Linked DNA regions of Homo sapiens: region 1 is linked to region 2. A link is an interaction called in ENCODE POLR2A ChIA-PET data of the cell type or tissue named here. Cell type or tissue: PC-9. All regions are shown on one strand. Links, peaks and the distances in the headings refer to the core of each region. The heading gives the core; the rest is flanking DNA. Region 1 overlaps PLD1 (phospholipase D1). Region 2 overlaps NCEH1 (neutral cholesterol ester hydrolase 1).

What was found. Peaks named below come from ENCODE experiments on the same cell type or tissue, not always from the same donor. Only the 100,000 strongest peaks of a DNase experiment are listed, where the experiment ranks them.
Region 1: POLR2A ChIA-PET joins it to region 2 with 6 read pairs; 2 of 35 experiments call an interaction of 5 or more read pairs at or near these places.

The regions. Positions count from the first base shown.
Region 1 is chr3:171,630,884-171,643,633 of GRCh38, forward strand. PLD1 (phospholipase D1) reads right to left here. Exons shown (of 27, transcript NM_002662.5): 23 at 11,957-12,006. Among named protein-coding and RNA genes, the nearest start is that of PLD1, 170 kb to the right of the region's middle. In PC-9, for the core only: no CTCF peak of the experiment used is centred there; no DNase peak of the experiment used is centred there.
Region 2 is chr3:172,631,964-172,644,581 of GRCh38, forward strand. NCEH1 (neutral cholesterol ester hydrolase 1) reads right to left here. Exons shown (of 5, transcript NM_020792.6): 4 at 3,953-4,124; 5 at 1-2,129. The coding sequence ends at 1,512. Among named protein-coding and RNA genes, the nearest start is that of LINC02068, 43 kb to the left of the region's middle. In PC-9, for the core only: no CTCF peak of the experiment used is centred there; DNase peaks (open chromatin) are centred at 3,838 and 6,198; H3K27ac peaks cover 1,122 bases.

The sequences.
Region 1 (12,750 bases), core at 3,288-11,287, 1.0 Mb before region 2:
GGGATAGCCGTGGGAGATATACCTAATGCTAAATGACGAGTTAATGGGTGCAGCACACCAGCATGGCACATGTATACATATGTAACTAACCTGCACATTGTGCACATGTACCCTAAAACTTAAAGTATAATAATAATGAAATAAAATAAAATAAAGGCTGAATAATTAAAAAAAACTCTGAAATGTAATATAAACCAAAGTAAATGAACCAAACCTAATGAAGTTAATAACATAATCCAAGCAAATCAAGTTAACAATGTAATCAAACTACTTTTGATTACAGACATTTGAGTGTATACCCTTAGGCTAAAGGCAAAACACTATAAGCAAGTGTTAAACTCTAGTAAGTAGATTCATTTTTCATGGTGGTATGGGCCAGCAATCCCAAACCTATTTTCTGTGTATTAAAAGGTTGAGGATATACATAAATATGCTGCGGATAATGGGAGCCGTGTTTCTCACTGTGAAAGAAAGGAGCTATAAACATAAAAAGAGGGATAGCTAGAAGGAATCCTATGCTGTGGGATTGGAATTGGAGATATCCACATGACAAGAAAGAGAGAGAATAGGTTTGTGTGTGTGTACAAAGGCCCAAAGTAGTGATATTCTAGTAGCAATGATCACATCTAGCACCCAGATTTTGCTTTATAAATACCATTTTTCGCTAAAATAACCTAGGTTCCTTGAAGAAATGGCTGATTGCAGGGCTAGTGTTGGGAATATATGAGTCTGGGACACCTTGTTGTGCCAGTAAAAGAAGATGATTAGCGGGGACATGTCCAAAAATCATCAAGCCACCTTTAAAAGGCCCTCATTGGCCAAATCTGGGCAAGCTGAACTCCAAGATCTTAACTCACTAAATAAGAGAAGCAGCTGTAAGTCCATACTAATATAAATACATAAATGGGGAAAAAGGGAAAACTTTCCTTACAGTAGAATTCCAACTAATTAATTTAAAAGAAACTAATAAATATAGAAAAAAATGATGGAATCACAAAGTCAGCATTTGGTAACTATCATGATAATTGATTCACAGAATAATTAACGCATGCTAAAACCAGGAGGTCAATGGTTGATAAGAAGCAGGATACTTATATACACCTAAAGTGTTTTCCTACAAAATACTATTAATTATGAAGGGAAAAATAGTGGAGAATTCTGGCAGACACCACCTTCACTAAGTGATCAAAGTTAATATAACCAGTAAGGTTGTTCCTGCTATGTTACCGTAAGAACACAACCTCACTTCTGTGATACTGCTCCAAAAAAGCATAAGCTAAATCTAATCATGAGAAAATAATGGACATACCCAAATTGAGGGACAGTCTATAGAGCAACTGGCCTGTACTATTCAAAAACATCAAGATCATGAAAGCTCTGCCACCCCCCAAAATCAAAATGATTGAAAGATAATTTCAGATTAAAGGAAAATAAAGACATGTGACAATGTCACAAATTATTGTGAGCTGAATTCTAGCCTAGGAAAAAGCCTTTTTTCCTCTTTTGCTATGAAGTACATTCCTAAGACAACTGGCAATATTTCAATAAGGTCTATAAACTGGATAATAGTATTATATCAATGTTCATTTATTTTGATATTTGAACTATACTTGATTAAGAGAATGTCCTTGTTTTCTCAGAAACCACATACATATTTAGGGGGAAATTGGTATCATGGCTGCAACTTATTCCAAAATGACTCAGGGTAAAAAAAAAAATCCCTACATCTATATATGAATGTATCTTTCTATTGAGAGAGAATGATAAAGCAAAGAAAGTAAAATTATTATAACATCTGTGAAATTAGGATGAAGGATATATGGCAGTCCTGGAAGCTGTTCTATAAATTTGAGATTATTTCAAAATTAATTTTTTTAAGATTAATGATACTGACTAGCTTTTAGCAGCTTGAAGGTTTAGGACATGTCATATTCGTAATTTTCTAAAGCACATCTATGTGCCATGCCAAAGCAGGCCTACAGAGTATCAGCAAAACATCAATTAGTAAGACATCCTGTCAGCCCACAGTCCATACCTACTTCCCACTCATCCTTGACTATGCAATAACTCTTACGAAGTAATTAAATCTTTATTTCTTTGTGAAAAATGGCCTTGGGAAGAGACCTAACAGTTGGTTCCAGTAACATGATCTAAAAGAAAGATAATGGTTCCTAGCCAGAAAGTAGACATTTTGGACAAATGCGAGTGTGGCCTGTCAAATGCTATGGGGACACCCATTTATGATGTGAATAAATTCACCATGAACTCTATACGGAAAGAAGAAAAAACAAATAGAGAAAATATTTCAGCCAGTACTTTATTCTGTGAAAAAAACTGCCTTGACATGTAATAGGTACAAAGGTTGGTGATGTTAATTTATGTTATGAGGATATACTAGAGAAACATATGCTTTTTGAAGAAAATATGAGCAAGCCAGGAGCATACATAAGCATTAATGTGAAGAAATAGATGAACAAGTATAAGAAAGAGTCCCAAATTACATAATGCCATGGAGGTATCTGAGAACCTGGAGATTTATTCAGATCCCAGGACATACCTGTTGTGAACATTGGTGTGTGCATCACACACCGGGGCCTGTTGCGGGGATGGGAGGCTAGGGGAGGGATAGCATTAGGAAAAATCTCTAATGTAAGTGATGGGTTGATGGGTGCAGCAAACCACCATGGCATGTGTATACCTATGTAACAAAACTGCACGTTCTGCACATGTACCCCAGAACTTAAAGTATAATTAAAAAAAGAAGAGAAATTCAATACAATAGACTCAATATTTATAAGGAAATTTCGTGAAAGGACATCAAGAATTGTTACAGGCTTTCGTTCCTTGTAGCACTTAGTATATGTACGTATCTAATCCTGATTGAAAACTTCTGGCCCTTATCTTAAATTATACTAAATTGGCTGCTAAAATACCAAAATTAACAAAAATTATAAAAACAACAAAGAAATGCTTTAAATTAAACATTAAATCTCTGAAGACTGGTATATCAGATAATTATATACTAATAGCTGCTGGTTTTCTTTTCAGGAATTTTAACATATTCATAGCAGCAGTTTTGTTATTCTAAATAATTAAAACAGTAGAGAACTATATTTCTCTATCCAATTAGAGATTAGCTAGTTCATGTATTTAAAACCACTACATATACAAAAACAAAGCCAACAATACAACCTTGTACTTTAGAAACAGGCATTATGTAATTAATCTTTGCTCTCTGTCTAGCATATGAACATTTTCCCCACTGAGATGCCTTATTTTGACTGTTCCCAAGGTACTTGGAAATCTTTTCATAAACAGGCTTAGCATTGAAATTAATTCTTGTGTTAAAAACCAATTTGCACCCTTGAATAGGCAAAGGCAAGAAAAGGGTCCAGAGCCAAAGGAAATACTTTATAATAAGCTCAGGACATTTTTACTGTTGAGAAACTCAATAATAAGCTGTTTTGCCCTATATCCTCACCTGCGCATTTTTACAAGCCACTGCCAGCGCTGAATGATTTTCCCGATTTTATTTTATCGATATATCTTTTATAAATTTACTAATTCACTATCATCTTCATTTTAGGCCATTAGAAAATAGAGACAGAGATAATACTCTGGCAAATCTCTGTCCTAGATACAATGAGATGCAACTTTTGGAAGTATTCATTATTGGTGATGTACATATCTTTTGTCTAAAGTTGCTTACAAAAGTTTTGTAGGTTGAGCAGACCATCAGTGAAAAATTACTGAACACACAACACCAATATATGTACATATGCCTATTTTGAAATTATATACATGTACTAAAAACTTGTCACTATTTTAACTTGTCAATATTTTAAATTTGTATTTAAAGTTTCCAAATCATTTAAAAATTCTTACAATTTATAAATTTTATACTACAAAATTCTCGTCTTTAAAGTGTACAAATCAGTATGTTTTATAAGTAGTACATTCACAAGGCCGTACAACCATCACCACCACCTAATTTTAAGACATTTTTATCACTCCCCCAAAAAAACCCCACACTCATTAACAGTTACACCCCATTCCACTCTCCTCTACACCCTATTATTCTACCAACTGGCTCTATGGATTTGCCTATTGAAGACATTTTATAAAAATGAAACCAGACAATATGTGGCCTTTTGTGCCTGGCTTCTTTCACTTAGTGTAAGGTCTTCGAGGTTCATCTGTGATGTAGTATATGTCAGTTCATGCCTTTTTACATCTAAATAATACTCCACTGTATGGATACACCCCATTTTGTTTATACATTCATCAGTTAATGGACATTGGGTTGTTTCCACTTTTTGGCTATTCTGAATAATGCTGCTATAAACATTCATGTACAGATTTTTGTGTGGACATTTGTTTTTAATATTTGGGTAAATGTTAAGGAGTAGAACTGCTGGGTTATAGGCTAACTATATTTAACTTTTGCAGAAATGCCAAACTGGCTTTCCAAAGAAGCAGTACCATTTTTCATTCCCAACAGTAATGTGTTAGGGTTCCACTATTTACACATCCTTGCCAATACTTTATTATTATTATTATTATTATGGCCATCCTAGTGAATGTGAAGCTGTGAGGTTGTATTGTGGGTTTGAGTTGAATTTCTAGTGACTAGTGATATTGAGTTTTCTTTTATGTACTTATCATCCAGTTGAATATCTTCTTTAGAAAAATACCTGTTTAGCTGCTTTGCCCATTTTTTATTTTTTGAGTTATTTTTATTTTTATTACTGAATTGTAGGAATTCTTTACATATTCTGTACACTAGTACCTTATACATATGATTTGCAAATGGTTTTCTCTCATTCTGTGGGGTGTTTTCACTTCCTTGATAATGTTCATTGGAGCACAAAGGCTTTCAAGCTTTCATGTTTGATGAAATCTAAATTATCTATTTTTATATGTTTGCTTGTGCTTTTGGTGTAAAATCCAAGAAGCCATTGTCACAATGATTTATGCCTATTATTTTCTTCCGGGAAATGTATAGTTTTAGTTTTTACATTTAGGCCTTTGATCCATATTGAGTGAATTTTTGTATATGGTATGAGGTAGGGGTTCAACTTCTTTTTTTTTTTTTTTTTTTTTTTTTTTTTTTTGCAAGTGGATATCTAGTTTTTCTAGCACCATTTGCTGAAAAGACTATTCTTTCTCCATTGAATTGTTTTGGCACCACCTTGCTGAAATTTAATTGACCATAATCATAAGAATTATTTTTAGATTCTCGACTCTATTCAGTTGACCTGTAAGTCTAACTTTATGTCAGTAGCACACTATTATTGTGGGTTTACTGCAAGTTTTGAAATCACGTATGTGACACCTCCAATTTGTTCTTATTCAAGATTGTTTTGGCAATGCTAAATGCCTTGAAATTTCACATGAACTTTCAGATTAGCTTGTCAATTTTTTCAAAAAGGTAGTTGGGGTTTTGGTAGGGATTGTGTTGAATGTATAGGTAAATTTGGAGAGTACTGCCATCTTAACAATGCTAAGTCTTTCAATCCATTAACACAGAGTATTTATTTATTTATATCTTCCTTAATCTCTTTCAAGGTTTTATTATTTTCAGCGTAGGTATCTTCCACTACCTTTATTAAATTTATTCCTAAATATTTAATTCTTTTGATGCTATTTTAAATCGAATTGTTTTCTTAATTTCATTTTCAGTTTACTCATTGCTAGAGTATAAAAGTGAATTGATTTTTGTATACTCATCTTGTATCTTGAAACACTGCTAGACTAATTTATTATCTGTAATAGTATGTGTGAATTTCTTAGAATTTCCTGCATACAAGATCATGTCATCTATAAAAAGAGGTAGTTTTACTCTTCCTGTTCCTTTCCCTTTAAAAAATGTATATTTTTCTTGCTCAACTGTTGTGGCTAAAACCTCCAGTACGATGTTGACAAAAGTGAACTTTCTCATCTCATCACTGATCATAGAGGGGAAAGCTTTCAGTCTTTCACCATTAAGTATGATGTCAGCTTATATGTGACATCTACACATACCATTTACATGGCTGAGGAAGTTCCTGTGTATTCCAAGTTTGTTGAGGTTTTTTTGTTTTGTTTTAATTATGAAAGTGTTTGGGATTTTGCCAAATAATTTTTCTGTGTCAATGAGATGATTATGTGTGGTTTTTGTCCTTTGTTCTATTAACATGATGCATTACACTGACTGATTTTCAGATGTTAAAACCAACCATGCATTCCTGGGAAAAATCCCATTTGGTCATGATGTATAATCCTTTTTATATTGTTGGATTCAGTTTAGTAGTATTTCACTGAGGAATTCTGTGGTACATTCACAAGGAATATTGATCTGATTGATCTGTGGCTTTCTTTTCTTTTCTTTTGAGACGGAGTCTCACTCTGTCACCAGGCTGGAGTGCAGTGGTGCAATCTTGGCTCACTGCAACCTCAGCCTCCCGGGTTCAAGCGATTCTCGTGCCTCAGCCTCCCGAGTAGCTGGGACTACAGGTGCATGCCACCACGCCCAGCTAATTTTTGCATTTTTAGTAGAGATGGGTTTCACCATGTTGGCCAGGATGGTCTCGATCTCTTGACCTCGTGATCCACCTGCCTCAGCCTCCCAAAGTGCTGGAATTACAGGTGTGAGCCACCATGCCTGGTCCTTTTCTTTTCTTATAATGACCTTGGTATTGGTATCAGGATAATACTGGACTCTTAGAATGTGTTGGGAAGTATAGTAATACATTGCTTAATGAGAATGTGAGAGAAATGTGTCATTGGGTGATTTTGTCATTGTTTGAACATCATAAAGTGTAATTACACAAACCTACTACACAAATCATATAGTCTACTACATACCCAGGCTATATGGTATAGATTATTGCTCCTAGGCTACAAACCTGTACAGCATGATACTATACTGAATACTGTAGGCAAGTGTAACTTAATGGCAAGTATTTGTGAATCTAAGCATAGAAAAAGCATGGTAAAAACATGGTATAAGAGATCAAAAATGATACACTTAACCAGCTGGGCACGGTGGCTCACGCCTGTAATCCCAGCACTTTGGGAGGCCGAGGTGGGTGGATCACGAGGTCAGGAGATAGAGACCATCCTGACTAACACAGTGAAACCCCATCTCCACTAAAAAAATACAAAAAAAAATTAGCCAGGTGCGGCGATGGGCGCCTGCAGTCCCAGCTACTCGGGAGGCTGAGGCAGGAGAATGGCATGAACCTGGGAGGCGGAGCTTGCAGTGAGCCAAGATTGCGCCACTGCACTCCAGCCTGGGCGACAGAGCGAGACTCCGTCTCAAAAAAAAAAAAAAAAAAAAAAAGATACACTTACATAGAGCACTTACCATGAATGAAGTTGCTCTGGGTGTGAGTGGTGAATAAATGTGAAGGTCTAAACTATTACTGTACACTACTGTGGACTTTATAAACACTGCGCACTTAGGCTACATTAAATTTTTAAATTTATTTAAAAATAAAATAATTGTACCATGCCATGGGTATGACTGTGACATCATTTGGTGATAGGAATTTTTCAGCTCCATTATAATCTTACGGGACCACCATCATGCTGCAATCTGTTGTTGACTGAAATGTCATTATGCAACACATAACTGTATTCCTTTCTCCTATCTATTTTTGGGGAAAAGTATGTGAAGAATTGGTGTTAATTCTATTGCGGATGGTAGAACTAATTAGCAAAGCCACTGGGCCAGGGCTTTTCTTTGTGGGAAGATTATTGATTGCTAAATTAATCTCTTTACTTGTTATTGCTCTATTTAGAATTTCAGCTCTTTCTAGAAGCAGTTTTGGGAGTTTGTGTCTTTAATACAATACCATTAATCGTATGTATCAATCTGACTGGGCCAAGAGGTGCCCAGTTTAATATTGTTTCTGAGTGTGTCTGTGAGGGGTTTTCTGGATGAGATTAGCATTTGAATTCGTGGATTCACTAAAGTAGATTGCCCTCCCCAATGTTGCTGGGCATCATCTAATCCATTGAGGGCCAGAGGAGATCAAGAGACAGATGGAAAAAGAATTCATGCCTTTTGATTCTTGCTTTTCTGCTTCTGTTGGAATCTCGGTCTGCTCTTACCCTTTTACTACCATTAACACCATTGGCTCCTCTGATTCTGAGGCCTTCAGACTTGGATGGGAATTACATAGCCAGCTTTCCTGGGTATCCAGCTTGCAGATTGTGGAAATTCTCAGCCTCCGTAATTACTTGAGTCAATTCCTCATAATAAATCTTTTCATATATATATATGAAAGATAGATATATAAATATATAATATATAATATACAATTTTATATATTATTTATATATAGCACATAAAATATATATCTATACATATATTTATAATATATAACATATAAGTAATATATAAATATATCATATATTATCTATATATAAATATATCATATATTATCTATATATAAATATTTTCATATAAATAAAAGATATATATGAATATATATTATATAGATGGATATATAAATATACATGTAAATTATATATTTATATATAATTTTTAATTTATATTTTATATATTATATAAAATTATATAAATTAGATATAATATATTCATTTTTAATAGATAAATATTTTATTTAATACATAATAAATAATATATATTCATATAATATATATTATATAAATATATATTCATATAATATATATTATATATAATATATATTCATATAATATATATTCATATAATATATATTATATATAATATATATTCTATATAATATATATTATATATAATATATATTCATATAATATATATTATATATAATACCTATTCATATAATATATATTATATAAATATATAAACATATATTCATACATATATCTTTCATATATATGAAAAGATTTATTATGAGGAATTGGCTCAGGTAATTATGGAGGCTGAGAAGTTATATTTACATAATTTCTCTCTCTCTCTCTCTCTCTCTCTCTCTATATATATATATATATCTCCTATTGGTTCTGTTTCTTGAGGGAACCCTGACTAATACAATGTCTTTAAAGGAATTTGTCCATCTATCTGGGCTAATTTGTTGGCATACAACTGTTCATAGTATTCTACACTCCATTTTATTTCCGTAAAGTCAGTAGTAATGTCCCCTCTTAGTTTCTGATTTTGGTACTTTGAATCTTCTCTATTTGTTACTTAGTCAGTCCACCTAAAGTTTGTCAACTTTGTTGATCTTTTCAAAAAGCTAACTTTTGGTTTCACTAATTTTCTCTATTTTTTTCTATTATCTCATTTATTTCCCCTCCAATCTCTGTTATTTATTTTATTCTGCTTGCTTTAGGTTTAGTTTTCTCTTCTTTTTCTACTTTCCTAAAATGTAAGGTTAGGTTATTGATTTGAGATTTCTTATTTTCTATTAAATAATATAAATGTTTATAGTTATAAATTTCCCTGTAAGCATTGCTATAGCTGCCTCTCATAAGTTTGGATATGCTGTTTTCATTTTCATTCATCTCAAAATATTTTCTACTCTCCTTTGAAGTATCTTCTTTGATTCTTTGGTTATTTAGAAGTATATTGTATAATTTCCACCTATCTGTGAATTCCCAACATTTCCTTTTGTTATTTATAATTTCATTCCATTGTGGTCAGAGAACATACTTTATACAATTCCTTAAATGCCTGTACCAAATGAGTTTCTTATACTTTACTGAGGGGCTCTGTGTATGTGTGTGAGGGCCACAGGCCTTACATGCTCAGGCATGCAGTTTATAACTCTGCCTTAGGCTTCACTTTCTGCTTCCACAGAGCCTCAAGGTCAGCCAGAGGTGAGAGCTTAGGGCCTTCTCAATCCTTTCCTGAGCACGTGCATTGCCCTGGGCCGTTGCACACAGCCCTACACAGACCCATGACCTTTCAGATTCCCAGGGATATGTTGGAAGTTTCTAGTGCCCACTAGGGGATCTCCTTCCTCAGCTTATCCTCTTAAGATTTTTAGTCAGCTTCTTGCTCACTCAACTGTTACTGCCTCTTCAGTCAGCTGTGATGCTAAATAAATGTTGCTGATTGTTTTTGATAAATACCAGGTTTTTTAAAAAGTCTACTTGCACTGAGCAAGGTCTGAGTCAGGTGAAATAAATATAAGTACTTAGAATGGGAGTTTAAAGGGAAGTGCCAGACAGGTCAAATAATGACAATGTGAGAACTGTGGGACATGGGAGCCTTAACCCTGATCTGCTCCCTCCAATGGCTGCTAGGCTGCTGGTTTTCACCCTGATTTGAGCAGCTGTTGGCTTTTAAGATTATCATGGAGCTGAGAAGAGGGAGATGGGTATATGGCAAGTTAAAATGCCACAAAGCTTGCTATTCTTACCAAGATTCAGCTGTTTTTCTTGATTAAACACTCCTTGGATTGTTACAAGCCTTTAGTTAATTTCCCCATCCAAAGAAGTTGATTGTGACAACTTTTGTCAGTATTTTTGTTGCTTTTATGTAGGACTATATTTTTGGAGATCCTTCCTCTGCCATTCCTGCTGATGTCCTAATTTCTTACTTTTAAGCTAAAAATATACAGACTTGGAAAGTCTATTATTTTCTACCCACATTCCAGTACATCATCCAGTGCACCCCATTTGGGAGGCTACCAGTATAAAATAAAAACTTCCTTCAAAATACTCAATTCAGGTTTATATTCTATCTGAAGGTCATATCATGACCTTCACATGATTAGGATGAGTCCTTCTGCCTTTTCCAGACCTCCTGCAGCAGCTCCATTCTCTTGGTCCATTGGATTGAAACTCAGAATTAGCTGACACTTCCCTTCCTCTCCTGCTTCCACATCCCCTCAAGTCATCCCTCATAATCTTACCCACACATGATCCTCCTTTTCCATTACCAGTGCACCTTTGTCTCTTGCTTGCCACCATCTCTACCCTGTTTACCAACAGTAAATGAATCTTCATATAAACGTCAGTTTGATGAATTTGCTCCAGGGGCTCAGAGGGTTTCCACCAACCTCTTCTTGCCTTCTGGATAAAACCTAGCCTTCTTAGTGTGGCTGTCCACGTTTTCACAATCTGGACCCAACTTGAACTAGAAGTCATACAACTTGGGTTCTGATTCCAGCTTAGTTTGTAATGATACACAAAGATATAGAGCAAAGATATAGAGCACAGAGATATAGAGCAATATTGAGTGCCCACTATATGCTGAACCCATAGTTCAGGGAGCTATAGATAGGTAAACCCCTAGTTACAATATATTGTAGCCAAGAACTAGGTAGAAGAATCAATTAAGAACACATCTGAGGCTGCACATGGTGGCTCACACTTGTAATCCCAGCACTTTGGGAGGCTGTGGCGGGTGGATCACCTGAGGTCAGGAGTTCTAGACAGGCCTGGCCAACACGGTGAAACCTCGTCTCTACTAAAAATACAAAAAAATTAGTTGGGCATGGTGGCGCACACCTGTAATCCCAGCTACTCGGGAGGCTGAGGCAAAAGAACTGCTTGAACCCAGGAGGCGGAGGTTGCAGTGAGCTGGGACCACACCATTGCACTCCAGCCTGGGCAACAAGAATGAAACCCAGTCTCAAAAAAAAAAAAAAAAAAAAAAAAGACGTCTGCGAAAGTGTCTTTGAAAAGTATAAAAAATTGTATCCAGTAGATAAAGAAGAACAAACAACTATAATACCTCATAAAGATGATTGTTATTATTAAAACAACTATATATAAATAAAAATAAATAGAAATTACAAAGATGCTCGGTTTTTATTACCTATTTAGTCTTGGTGTCTTCATTTGAATAATGGTTTGGGCAACTTAATGAGAATAAATACTTTATTACAGGTGAACATTTTGTGGGGTACCTTTTATAAACAGAGTTCTATAATCACACTGTGAAAACATTAATGATTACTGATACCTCACCTTCATAATAAAAAACAATGATATGAGAAAAAAAGCAGTTACTTACGCTCTGCTTTTAACTGTCCAAGGATGGAATTTTCTCCTCTGCACATGGTTCTGAAAATATGTAAAGGAGAAAATAATTACAGAGGTTTCAAAACAACCAATCCCATGCAGTATCTGTAGGTTTAATCCTAACACAAGTAAAAACAGAACAAGTGCTTCTATGAGAAGATGCTACATATATATCTAAATGCTAAAAACAGTTACATGAATATCACTTTTGTAATGCTACTAATAGGGACATGATAGTTGTTTTGAGGTAGGTAAATGGAAAAGTTATAAAATTCGTGTTAGATTTCAGAAAGAGAGGCTATTAAAAAAAGAAGGGTCATGAATGAACTTTCCCTCTTACAAAACTGGGTAACAGCAAAGATAAATTTAGAATGCATCAGTAGATAAGAATACTTAGAGAATCACATTGCTCTCAGAGGTGAAAAGGGCAAGCACTTAGCAGAATAATTTACAAATTAAACTATTAGAATGGACTGTCTTTAAATTCAGCAAAACCACTAAAAACGAAAAATATAGTCTCAAATAAAGGACTCTGCTAATGATTTTGTTTCTTAAGACTCTGATAATCACTGATGAATTATAAAATCTGACAAAACCAAAAATTCTATGCTTCATCTGCTTGCTCTATGAGAGTAATAAAGAGTATACTTATGCCTGAGAAATGCTATTATTAAAGATGATGCCAGCAAATAGAGATGTTTTTGCATAATAAAAGGTTATAGTTTTTGTTTCTGAACAAAAGCCAAATGTGTTATTTCATTCAGCTGGTTCGAAGGCAAGAAAATA
Region 2 (12,618 bases), core at 1-8,000:
TCCCACTGGCAGTGAAGACTTTACATGAAGTTAAGCTTGGGCTGTTGAAACTTCCAGACCTGGCTGGAAGGAGGAGATGGGGGATCTAGGCAACACCAGGTGCCAGTGTACGCCCTTCACTCAGAACATGAGCTTGTGTTCCTCTGACCCTAAAAAGCGGAGATGAGCAGTGTGTGCCTTGCCTAAGCTACTGAACTATAAACCTAGATGACTTTACTAGGCGCAGTCATAGTTTCTAATTATTTTAACTTGTATATGCATATAAACACGAAAATATTTATGCCTATGTTATAGTAGTATTAATAGCTGTTATATCATTTCCACAAAATTACACGTGGTTATAACTGTAGGGAAGGTTTTAAAACCCTAAGGCAGTTTTTTAAAAAATACCATTGTTTTTAATATTTATTATGGACATCTTTCTGAAAAACCTTAAGTCTAGCTATGTATATTAACATTAAATAACTTAAAAAAATAAACAATACATTATATTGTAGCAAAATAGCTCCATTTTAAAGCCATATAAGTGAAAAAATTGAGTTTTCAATAATAGACTAGACCTTCTAAAGGTATTTTTAACAATTTTGAACTAATATTAAATGTATTTTCTTTTTTGACTATGCCAAGTATATTCACACTGCTCTTGGTACTTTATGTCAGAAGTATTTTTATGTGAAACACTAGGTTGTTTCATTTGTCTGTTTTTACTTGCTCTATAATGAAAAGTTTACTCTAAATCTAAATAAGTTTGCTCCCAAATATCTCCCCAAGGAGAAGGGGGACAGCATAACCAAAAACACAACAAAAACCTAATGATATATAGATATCCAGTGCATGCGACTTCATATTTTCTAATAGTGGTAGAAAGTAACTTTCAAGTATTCCTGTAATCCAACTGGACTTACAGATAGCGATCTCATAAAATGAACATTCTAGAGGAAGAAAGTCCTTTGAGAAACTTGTTCTTTCCAGAAAACCTTTGCCAAAATTCCCATAGGAAACAAAACCATCCATTCACAAAAGACCAGAGGGTACTTGGTCCCCAGTACTGACCTGAAAGTGCACGCATTTAATACTGCTCTGAACTCAAGGTTAACTCTAGCAGAATTAAGGAGTCCTCGTTTTTTTAACTTATTAAAGGTCACTCTATGATCCAGAGCTGGAAGAACTGCTTCTAAAAAGAACGTCCTAATGAAGGCAGGACCCAAAGTTATTTCCAGTTCCTAGTCCTGCTTTCTGTAGCTGTAGGTATCAGTATAGTTGGCTAAGATAACAAGAACAGAGAGATTGGCCCACTCTGGGAACCAAATTTACATGTTTTGCACTTAAGTTAGTCAAATTCATTTTTAAAAATTAGGTTATCATAAAGACTTCAGTTATGGAATAGAAATTCCATAACTCGCAAGTAGAGGGGAATGGGAGGAAGAATTAGTCAACTAAAAAGTGCATGTCTTTCCAAAGCAGGTGTAGGAGGTCAAGAGGGGCTCGAGGCTTCTGGAAGTTTTGCTCCTTTACAGGTTTTGATCTAGCCACTTGATGTAACTATTCCTAGTCCGGATTCCCACTGAGAAGTTGGTGGGCCAGCTAGTGAAAATCATACATCCGTGAAAGCCATCCTCAAAGTGATCCAGGGTCACCTCCACACCGGCACTCTCCAAACGCTTGGCATACATGATGCCATCGTCTCTGAGGACATCATGCTCACACGTCAGAATGTAGGTCTTTGGGAGGAGCTGCAGCACTGCCTGGTCTGCAATGAGTGGGGCGGAGCGGGCATCCAGCAACTGAGGAAGCTCCTGGACAATCCTGGCATTGCCTGTGGTCTGTACAACAGGCTTGTAGTTCTTTGTGAAGGATGCAGGCAAGAGGGATGTCCAGTTTAGACGGGCCCTGACAGCAGCAGCCTCTTCCACATCAAGTGAAGTGTGATTGTTAACGATCATTGCCTGCACAAAGTCATAGTTGCCTTTGAAGTAGTCCACCCAATACTTCACCATGACATAGCGGGGCAGGATTGGGGTGTTCACATTTTGCTGATAAGATGGTGTGTTAAAATCTAAAGCTTGAAGAACTGGATAAATTAAAGCTTGTAGTTTGAGCTTATTTTTTAGGCTGGCATCTTGAGTAAACTAGAGAAGAGGAAGCAAATACATTATTTCATTTTGCATGCCTTCTTTTATAGGAACCATACCCTGTAGAGTAGCTTCATGTGTTACTCTGAATCTGTCAATGGTATAAGTGTTACATTTCTACCAGGCACTGTATAAATAATAAAGTTTAAAAAATAATTCTCCATCATTACCATCACCACCCTATCAAGCTGCTAGATATTTAACTAAGAAAGGTATGATGTTTACAACTCAGTTTTGAGTGAACCCTGTACTTGTATCTATCTTTAGGCAGTTAAGACACCTAGGTATTATGAATGGATAATGTGTGAACCTTATTTAATTTTTTATTCCCTACAAAACCCCCAAAAAGGTCATGGCTTCCTAGGGGGAAAAAAATTAGTCTTATTCTTCCAGAAGAGAGGGGCAGAAAAAACTTAATAAGCAGATTATGAGACTCCTGAGTGTTTAAGTAGGACCTCAGGGTATGCTTTCTGGTGAGCATCTTCACGCTTGGTGAGACAGAATTTAAATAGTTCTGGCAATGCACCCTCCATTCTACATAATGAGCATATGCCAGAGTGAAGTTGTCATGGGAATGTGAATGAATCCCCTACCTCAACAGATCTCAGTCCCCCAACACCTCCCCACAGTGTTAACATTGCCCCATTTTGTAATTCTAGTGTGCAAAATTATATATTTGTCGTGTAACATCTAAAAGAAAGCTAACTAGTCATGAAGCTTCATAGACAACTAAATGATCTTCAAGGTAACTTTAGCCATACACTTCTGCTTCATACTTGGACTTTAGAAACCCATTCCCAGGTGAGATATGACTGCTCTCCAAAAGCAAGAATGGTCAGTAAATAGCACTTTGAATATGTGCCAAAAATTGTATACACATCACCTCACTAAGTCCTTGCAACAGCCCTGCAATCAGATGACACTGTCCTCGTTTTTCTGAGGCTCAGAGAGGTTAAGGGACTTATCCAGGGCCCCGCAGCACTCAACGGTGGGTCCTGGGTTAGATCCCAGTGCTGTCTGGCTTCAAAGCCAAGAATGTTCTCTCCACTGAGCCAAGACTCTCTTCTGACCATATTTGGATGGAAAACTTGCCAATGCCAAATGGAAAATCAAGTTCTTGAATTATAGCAAAAGAGTTAGAAGCCAAGGTACATCATAATTAGAATGACAGATGGTATTTGAGGACACCAAATGAAATTTGGAGGTGAGAAGACAAAGATGTCTTAAGTTACTTCATCCATAACAGGAAGAAAATGTGCTTTTTCCCACTTGCCAAAAAAATTGGGGTGCTATTAGAAGCTAGATATAGTTTTCAAAGAATTAAACCAGGTAAAGCTCATAGTAACTTGTAAGATAATATTTAAATGGCTGAATCGTTTAATTTCTTTCTTTTACATTAAAAAAAAGTTGGGGAAACAAATTTTAAGGTTTTAATTTGGCTCAAAGTTGTAAGGAACAATCTTAGGAACTGGAATTTAAGCAAAAATACTCCGATTTGCAAGTCAAACATGAAAAAGGAGCAGGGGATACTGGAGTTCCATACATAGCCCTGAGAAGCAAGGGATGTCAGCCCTTCTCTAACACTGACTGTAATCAGGGACTTTACAAAGACTCATAGGTGATACTTCCTCCAATGACTCATCTTCCTACTTCAACGAGATCTCTGAGAGCTCTACAAGTGTAATCACATGAACAATTTGGCCATCTAGTGACCGGCCCACCCAGCTATGCATTTGCCACACATAATGGAGGGTGTGTTGGTCTGCTAGACCTTGTCATGCACCGCTTAACCCACCAGCACCTTAGGACAGTGGTGTTACCTGTTGTCCAAGGGCAGCAGCCAGATTTCCACCAGCACTGTCACCAGAAATGCAAATTCTGCCTGGATCAACCATATACTTCTGTAAGACTTCTGGCTTCAGGAAATACTTTGTGGCCCGTACAACATCATGAATTTGCTCAGGAAAATAAACCTTTGGAACTAGCCTGTATCTGTAAAAACAAAAGTTGTATTCATTTAAGGCCTTCTCCAATTTTGGGGGACATTTAAAGTTTAGATGGAAACTGGTTCTTTTAAATCTGGAAATAGATAAGAAATTAATTCAATGGAATTATTGTATGAAAAAGAAAAAATAATAAAATATAAAAATAAACCATTTTCTTGCAAATCAAATACTTAGTTTAAAATGTGATGATTTTGTATTAGTAATAGTACTATTTTTCTTTAAACTATCAGCCACCAAACCAAACCTACTTACCACCAAGAACAACCAAAATAAAACTAACAAGTAAAAGGCGAATGTTCATTACAAAGACATGGATAGCACCGTAATAGATTTTAGAATTTTATTTCTGGAAGTCAGCATTCCATTCATAATGCCTCTGGGTTACGAGGTGACTTGGCAGGATTAACCACTTCATTGATCTCACATTTAATGAGTCCATCATTTACTTCATATAATAAAACTGTACTTCACTGGAGAGGTCCATATTAGCCTGACATTAAACCCAAGAAATGCATTCAATACCTGGAAGACTGTAACTAAAAGGCCGGTTGTTAACTCACAAAAGGGAAGCTAAGTTTTCCAGACGGCCTAGAGCAGGCCCTCGGGGATACTTCTGGGGCTTCTCCAACTGGCCCCACTTCGCAAGATCAGAGTCCTTTGGAATCCTACTCTGTACACCTAGTAGAATTCATATCCCCTTAAGATTCCCAGAAAGCTCTGGTTTTGTCAAATGCCTCACCCATAGTGTTATCTTACACATCTACATTGGCAATCTTGGTTTAGAGTTCCCTCTCACTCTCTACTCCCCTCTTTTGCTTATTAATTCTCACTCATCCTTTAAGCCTTAACTGGAGGGTTTGGCCTCCTCTGGGCAGCCTTCCTTGGTCATATCTCCACTTGCTTTTGGGCTTGAACTGGCTACCATTCCTTGATATTTCTATGTGCCAGGGTACGTCACTCACTGTTCTTATTGGCTCATATGAAAATTATCATATGTTTTTCCTAAAGATTGTGTTCTCTGATATCAGGAACTGTGTTTTATTCATAACTGTGCTTCCAGTATCTGCCAATGTGAGGGGCACATAATCATCCATCCAATAAATCTTTTTTGAGTATTAACATACCTTCATTTTGCAAACGAAGAAACTAAGGCATACAAAAGTTACTTGATTTGCAAAAACTCAAAAACAGACCAAAATTAGGTAGGATAAAAACTAATTACCTAATTAAAAATTAATAACAGCCAATGAAGACTCAAGACTTTTGATTTCCATCTTATAATTAGCATACTTATTTTCACAAACTAATTTTTTCTAAGCTACTCTAAATAAAGACATTTATTTTCCACAGTCTAAAATCCAGCTAGTTGGGCTGAGAGCGGTGGCTCACACCTGTAATCCCAGCACTTTGGGAGGCTGAGGCAGGTGGATCACTTGAGATCAGGAATTCAAGACCAGCCTGGCCAACATGGTGAAACCCCATCTCTACTAAAAATACAAAAAAAGGGCCAGGTGCGGTGGCTTAGGTCTGTAATCCCAGCACTTTGGGAGGCAGAGGCAGTCAGATCACCTGAGGTCAGGAGTTCGAGACCAGCCTGACCAACATGGTGAAAACCCGTTTCTACTAAAAATACAAAAATTAGCCAGGCACGGTCGTGGGCGCCTGTAATCCCAACTACTCAGGAGGCTGAGGCAGGAAAATCACTTGAACCCAGGAGGCGGAGGTTGCAGTGAGCCGAGATGGTGCCACTGCACTCCAGCCTGGGTGACAGAGCAAGACTCCATCTCAAAAAAAAAATAGCCGGGCATGGTGGTATGCACCTGTAATCCCAGCTAGTTGGGAGGCTGAGGCCTGAGAATCACTTGAACCCAGGAAGTGGAAGTTGCAGTGAGCTGAGATCGAAAGAACAAGACCTGGGCGAAAGAGCAAGACCCTGTCTCAAAATAAAATCCTGCTAGGTAATTAAACATCTTGACATTCATTGTAGATAAAATCAAATGGACAAATGTTTGTGAAATACGTTGACAAGTAGTGAATGTGGATCTGGTCATTCCGGAATTACCACATTTTGAAACTAAATGCAATAAAAAAACTCCCTTAGTGGAGGCGGAGCTTGCAGTGAGCTGAGATCGCGCCACTGCACTCCAGCCTGGGCGACAGAACGAGACTCTGTCCAAAAAAAAAAAAAAAAAAAAAAAAAAAAAAATCCCTTAGCGTTTGCCATATAGCAGATAAAATAAATTTTCTAATTTCTTATTTTTCCATCTGGGGTGGTCAATTAATCATGCAAAATGCTTTTTTTTTCCAGTTGATTTTTCACTATGTATGAAAGCTGCTGCTATATAATCTATATAATTCCATTTGAGCAAAAAAGTAGAATTACGCAGTTTTGTCCACTAGATGACATCATTTCATATGAGTCTATTTACCCCTAGTTCTTGGGGTGGGGGGTGGGTCTCAATTTTTAATCTTCAGTATTACCAAGCTGAACTTTTAATTTTAATAAAAACAAATGTACTTCATGACTCAAGTTGTGAAAACAAAGGTTATTTCATTTCAGCAATATCCCACATATCACAATAAACTGTTTTCCTGGTTGCCCAGATGGTCAGAACATATCCACTAGCATCCATATGTCAAATAAGTTGAGTTTTTAGATGTTATTTCAGAAAAGGTCTGAGAGACTTTGATCAAAGGCAATTGGTAACCTAAAAAAAACATGCTACTGCTCAATCTTCTCAATTAATAATTGGCTTATATAATAGGATAAACATGCTTAAAAACAAACAGGTTATGATGCAAGAGTGTTCCTGGTGCCATAAAGATCCATGGCCTAACCCCTCCCCTCATCTGTTTTCATGCTGGAAACATTCTTCAGTTTTACTCAATAAAAATGGACACTTTTGGCCAGGCACGGTGGCTCACCAGCACCAGGCATGGTGTAATTCCAGCACCTGGGGAGGCCAAGGTGCGCGGATCACGAGGTCAGGAGATCGAGACCATCCTGGCCAACATGGTGAAACCCCATCTCTCCTAAAAATACAAAAATTGCTGGGTGTGGTGGCATGTGCTTGTAATCCCAGCTACTCGGGAGGCTGAGGCAGGAGAATCGCTTGAACCAGGGAGTTGGAGGTTGCAGTGAGCCGAGATCACGCCACTGCACTCCAGACTGGTGACAGAGTGAGGCTCCGTCTCAAAAAAAAAAAAAAAAAATGGAGACTTTGTAGACTGAAGAATATCCTGAAAGTAGATATTTATTAGGTTACCTGGCATAAGATGAACTTTCAAAGTAGCTTGAAATTCACCTAAGAAGTATATCAAAATTTTGTAATATCTAGACACAGAAAGCCAAGAATCAGGAGGAAATTCATGGGTGGTACAGCCAAATAAAGCATACATAAATATATCTGCTCTCTGCTGCTGGTGCTCAAAGCTATGTCCCTGCAAAGTAGTGAAAGAGGGTTCTGACATTCAATATTTAAAAACTGCAGATCTTAAAGCACCTGATACGTAAATATCAAAGATGTTATATCATATTAATATTATGGATGCATATATATTCCTCAATTTGCCCAACTCACTTCAGGGAGAGGATGACTCTGCAATGACAAGTGGATTACCTAGCTTTATCACTGCATGTAACTCCCATCAGAAGAACAAAATTTGGTGTAAATTCAGGCATGAGGTTTAATCAAATTAATGTGTACAGTCTATCAAAATGACCATATTCCTGCTGGGTGAGGTACCTTGCCAAATGTTCTACAGACGTATGTCACTCAAATCTCAAGCAAACTTCTGGGTTTAAGGATGAGAATGTGAGGTTGAAGGAAAATGTGTAACTTGTCTGTAACAGCTAGAAGTGGCAGAACTGGGATCTGAACTCACAACTGACTTCAAACCTATGCCCCCAAGCCCCGAATGACACCAATGTGCTAAGAGGGTTGAAATGCGCAATTCTTCCTCAAAATAACCTAACCTGGAAGCCATATGCACAACCTTCTGCTGTGGAAGGGACGCCAAGTTCTCTTCATATAGTACTACTTAGGTGAAAGATACATGCGGCATTCTGGAATAAAATTATACTCCTATCAGATTCAGCAGGAGAGAGGATAAGCCTCACTCCTTTTCCAGCTTTTTTACTTTTCACCATCACCCAAGAAAATCTCAATAGATTCATTTTGGGAACATAAAAGAGTTAATATTCCCCACTGTCTTAGGGGTATTTTTAGTAGGGGATATCCAAAACAAATCAATAATTAAATCCAGATTGTGCTCTCTGAGTGAGACAACTCCAGAGGGAGAATCTATTTATTCCACTAACAGAAGTTTCCTTTCTACTGTTGCATCACAAGGTCAAAAAAAAAGCAAAGCTTCCTTTCTTCCCTGCCCCCTTTATTTATTTATTTTATTTATTTATTTATTTTGAGACGGAGTCTCGCTCTGTCGCCCAGGCTGGAGTGCAGTGGCACAATCTCGGCTCACTGCAAGCTCTGCCTCCCAGGTTCACGCCATTCTCCTGCCTCAGCCTCCAGAGTAGCTGGAACTACAGGCGCCCGCCACCGCACCTGGCTAATTTTTTGTATTTTTAGTAGAGATGGGGTTTCACCGTGTTAGCCAGGATGGTCTCGATCTCCTGACCTCGTGATCCGCTCGCCTCAGCCTCCCAAAGTGCTGGGATTATAGGCATGAGCCACTGCGCCCGGCCCCCTGTCCCCTTTAAGAGACAGTCTTGCTCTGTCACCCAGGCTTGAGTGCAGTGACACCATCATAACTCACTGCAGCCTCAAATTCCTGGCCACAAGCAATCCTCTCACCTCTGCCTCCCTAAGTGCTGGAATTACGGGTGTGAGCCACTGCATCCCACCCAGAAGCTTCCTTTTCATTAAAAGAACATATAATAAAACTGTGCTCGAGGGGAAGGAATGTGGATGGATGACTGTTTCTCCAAAACTGCACCATTGCACTCCACCCTAGGCAACAGAGTGAGACTCTGTCTCAAAAATAAATAAATAAAAAATACATAAACTAGAGGTAAAAAAATACTCTATTATAGTTAAACTGCACTGAAATTTATAAATATAAGGCCTTTTATATTCTAGATTGTATAAATGAGGATACATCTGCAAATCTTAGATAAACACTGTAATGTATTTAACAAATACTTATTGTGCAATTAATATGTAAAAATAGTATAGCGTTGTAGAAGCTACTGAGTAGGAGACATAGCTTTTACGTAGGTTTTGTACTCAAGGACTTCACCTATCAGTCATTTGGTCTGTCCCCAGACCCTTGAGCCAGCATGAGTGACATGAATCATGGAGTCCCAACTCCTGGTGCTCATAAGAGGTGATTCCATTACCAAGGCTGCTGGAACCCCTGCCCACCAGCTTCCTCAGATAAAAACCTTCCCCAGTGCCATAATCCACATGAAAGAATAGCAAAGCCATGACGCCACTACCCACTCTAGAGGGCCTCAAGGCAAGGAGCTGCTGGCTCCAGACAGCCTGTCTTCTAGAAGGCGGAGCTCCAGAAGAACCAAGCGTCCACCATCCTCCTAAAGACTCTTGGAATCATCCACACTTACTTCTGTTTTCCTCAGTCGTCCCTCCGTCTGTCTTCTCTCACATTTCATTCCCTCACTGCTCTCTGCCTCGTCCCTCCCCTCCCAAGCCCTCTTACTACACCACTTTGGTCTTCCATGACAAATCCACTTTTTCTAATGAGGTTCTGCTCATTCTTAGGGGTTTCATCCAAACATCACTTTCTTTAAGACACCTTTTCTGATCCTTTAAACGAGGTAAGATCTTGCCTGTTAGATGTCTCTGTTACTACTTGCCCTTCTACTTCCCATCACTTATCACACTTTTAACATTACTTATTCAAGGTCTTTCTCTTCTAGATCATAAACTCTATGAGGGCAGGAATTAAGTCATTCTTACATTGTTATGTCACCAGCATTTAACACGGTAACTAGCACAAAACAGGAATCCAGTAAATATTTATGGAATAAAAGAAAGAAGAAAGAAGCGAGCCACTGAGATCCCGCTCTGAACTGCTTTTTTTTTCTATTTTTTTGTTTTGTTTTGTTTTGAGATAGGGTCTCTCTCTGTCACCCAGGCTGGAGTGCAGTGGCGCAATCTCAGCTCACTGCAGCCTTGATCTCCTATGCTCAAGCAGTCTTTCCAACCCAGCCTCTTGAGTAGCTGGAACTACAGGCATGCACCACCATGCCTGGCTAATTGTTTTTTAACTTTTTGTAAGACAGGGTTTTGCCATATTGTCCAGGCTGGTTTTGAACTCCTGGACTCAAGTGATCCACCTGCCTCAGCCTCCCAACGTGTTGGGATTACAGGTGTGAGCCACTACACCAGGCCTGAACATCGTTTCCAAGAGAAACATCATGATCATATAATGTTGGCTGTACCTCAACTACAGCATAGGTTATAAAGTGCTCTTGGGTTAGCCTGAATCTTAACAAGGATTACTATCTTGCTATTTCTACAAAAAAAAAAAAAAAAAAAAAGAAAAAGAAAAAAAAGTACTGTGAGTTCCAAACATGCTGATAAATAAACGTGTAAGTTGTCCTTTTCATTCTATAGGCTAGATAGAGCAATAATCCTCCAGACTCAGCTAGTGCTTTTGAATATCTGAACTCCTCTTATATCAATTGTCTAAAATGATTCTCATGACAATTCTCTGCAGTCATTATCCCAACTCAGCATGCATTTACCTAGCATGCACACTCCAAGCCTTGTACTGGGTTCTGGAGATGCAAAGGAAGGAAGACGTGATTTCTGTTTCCAGGAGTTCACATTCTTTTGTTTTTGCTTTGTTTGTTTGTTTGTTTGTTTTTTGAGACAGAGTTTCGCTTTTGTTGCCCAGGCTGGAGTGCAATGGCTCAATCTCGGCTCACTGCAACCTCCGCCTCCCGGGTTCAAGTGATTCTCCTACCTCAGCCTCCCCAGTAGCTGGGATTACAGGCATGCACCACCATGCCAGGCTAATTTTGTATTTTTAGTAGAGATGGGGTTTCTCCATGTTGTTGATCAGGCTGGTCTCGAACTCCCGACCTCAGGTGATCCACCTGCCTCAGCCTCCCAAAGTGCTGGGATACAGTCATGAGCCACCGCGCCTGGCCTTTGCTTTGTTTTTTAAAAAATAGGGTCTCCCTGTGTTGCCTAGGCTGGACTCGAACTCCTGGGCTCAAGTAATCCTTGTACCTCAGCCTCTCAAGTAAGGCACACCACCATACCTCACTGTTTTCCCAGTAGCTCACATTCTAAACATACAGGAAGGGTTCTCAACCCCATTTTGCACATGAGTTTAAATGACCTGCTTGAGGTCACACAGTCATGAGTGATGGAACTTGACTGCCATATGCTCATGCCTCCCATCTGGACACCATGTTGTATAGATTAGGAACAATGCAAAGTTTAAATCAAAGCAGTCCCTTCTAAATTTTAGCCCTTTTCAAAAAAATCCTCTTAAATATATCTTATTCTTCTGTGTCTTATGATAAGCCTTGCAATACCCATTTTACTTGAGACAGATGCTGATAAGGGGAGAAGGGAATGGAGGAACGGTTTAGGGCATGTGGCCAAATAGTGATATTGAAGCCCGGAGGGTAGGCCCTGTGGTAAATGGAAAATCTGCACGGTGCCAACTGAAGCAAGCCCAGCTTCCCTCCTTTTCTCAGGCCTGCAAGGAGCTGGGGCTACACAAGAAACCAACTGAATGGCCCCTGAAGCTTGTTCCTCAACACCGAGCTGTAGGGCCTTGTCTCCTTAAACATCCCCTGTGCTTTCCTCTGGCCAGCTGCTCAGGCCAACTGCCCAAATCATTTCCTTGAAGGTTCCTGTATTACCAAACTGCACTGACAACCCTTGAGTAATCTGGGAGGCCTTGCTGAGAGTCCAGAAAGGTCCAGGTGCGGTGGCTGCTTCCTCAGCAGATTTGGCTCCAGCTGTCTGGACTCTAGGGCTTTTGGGTGACTGCAGGGCTTTTGGGTGACTGCAGGGCTTTTGGGTGACTCTAGGGCTTTTGAGTGACTCTAGGGCTTTGGGGTGACTCTAGGGCTTTGGGGTGACTCTAGGGCTTTTGAGTGACTCTAGGGCTTTTGAGTGACTCTAGGGCTTTGGGGTGACTCTAGGGCTTTTGGGTGACTCTAGGGCTTCTGTCAACAGGGTCAGAACTGCCTCAGTGACTCTGAGCAGCCCCTTTCAAGAGACTGCAGAAGAAAAGATCCACTCAAATCTGGAGTAGGAGCAAGGAGGTGGCGCACCATGAACAGGAGGATAGCTGACAGAGAGGCAGAGGGAAGAAGAGAACTGAATGAGCCTGGGGCAAGAAAAAGTGGTTGGCGTCATGGCCCTGCCACTCAGCATTATAAGCTCCCTTCAATAGTGGCTTGAAACTGGATCAAAAAGGTCCAGAGACCTCAGGAACTATCTGACTTATTCCCCTACCCCATCTATGCGATG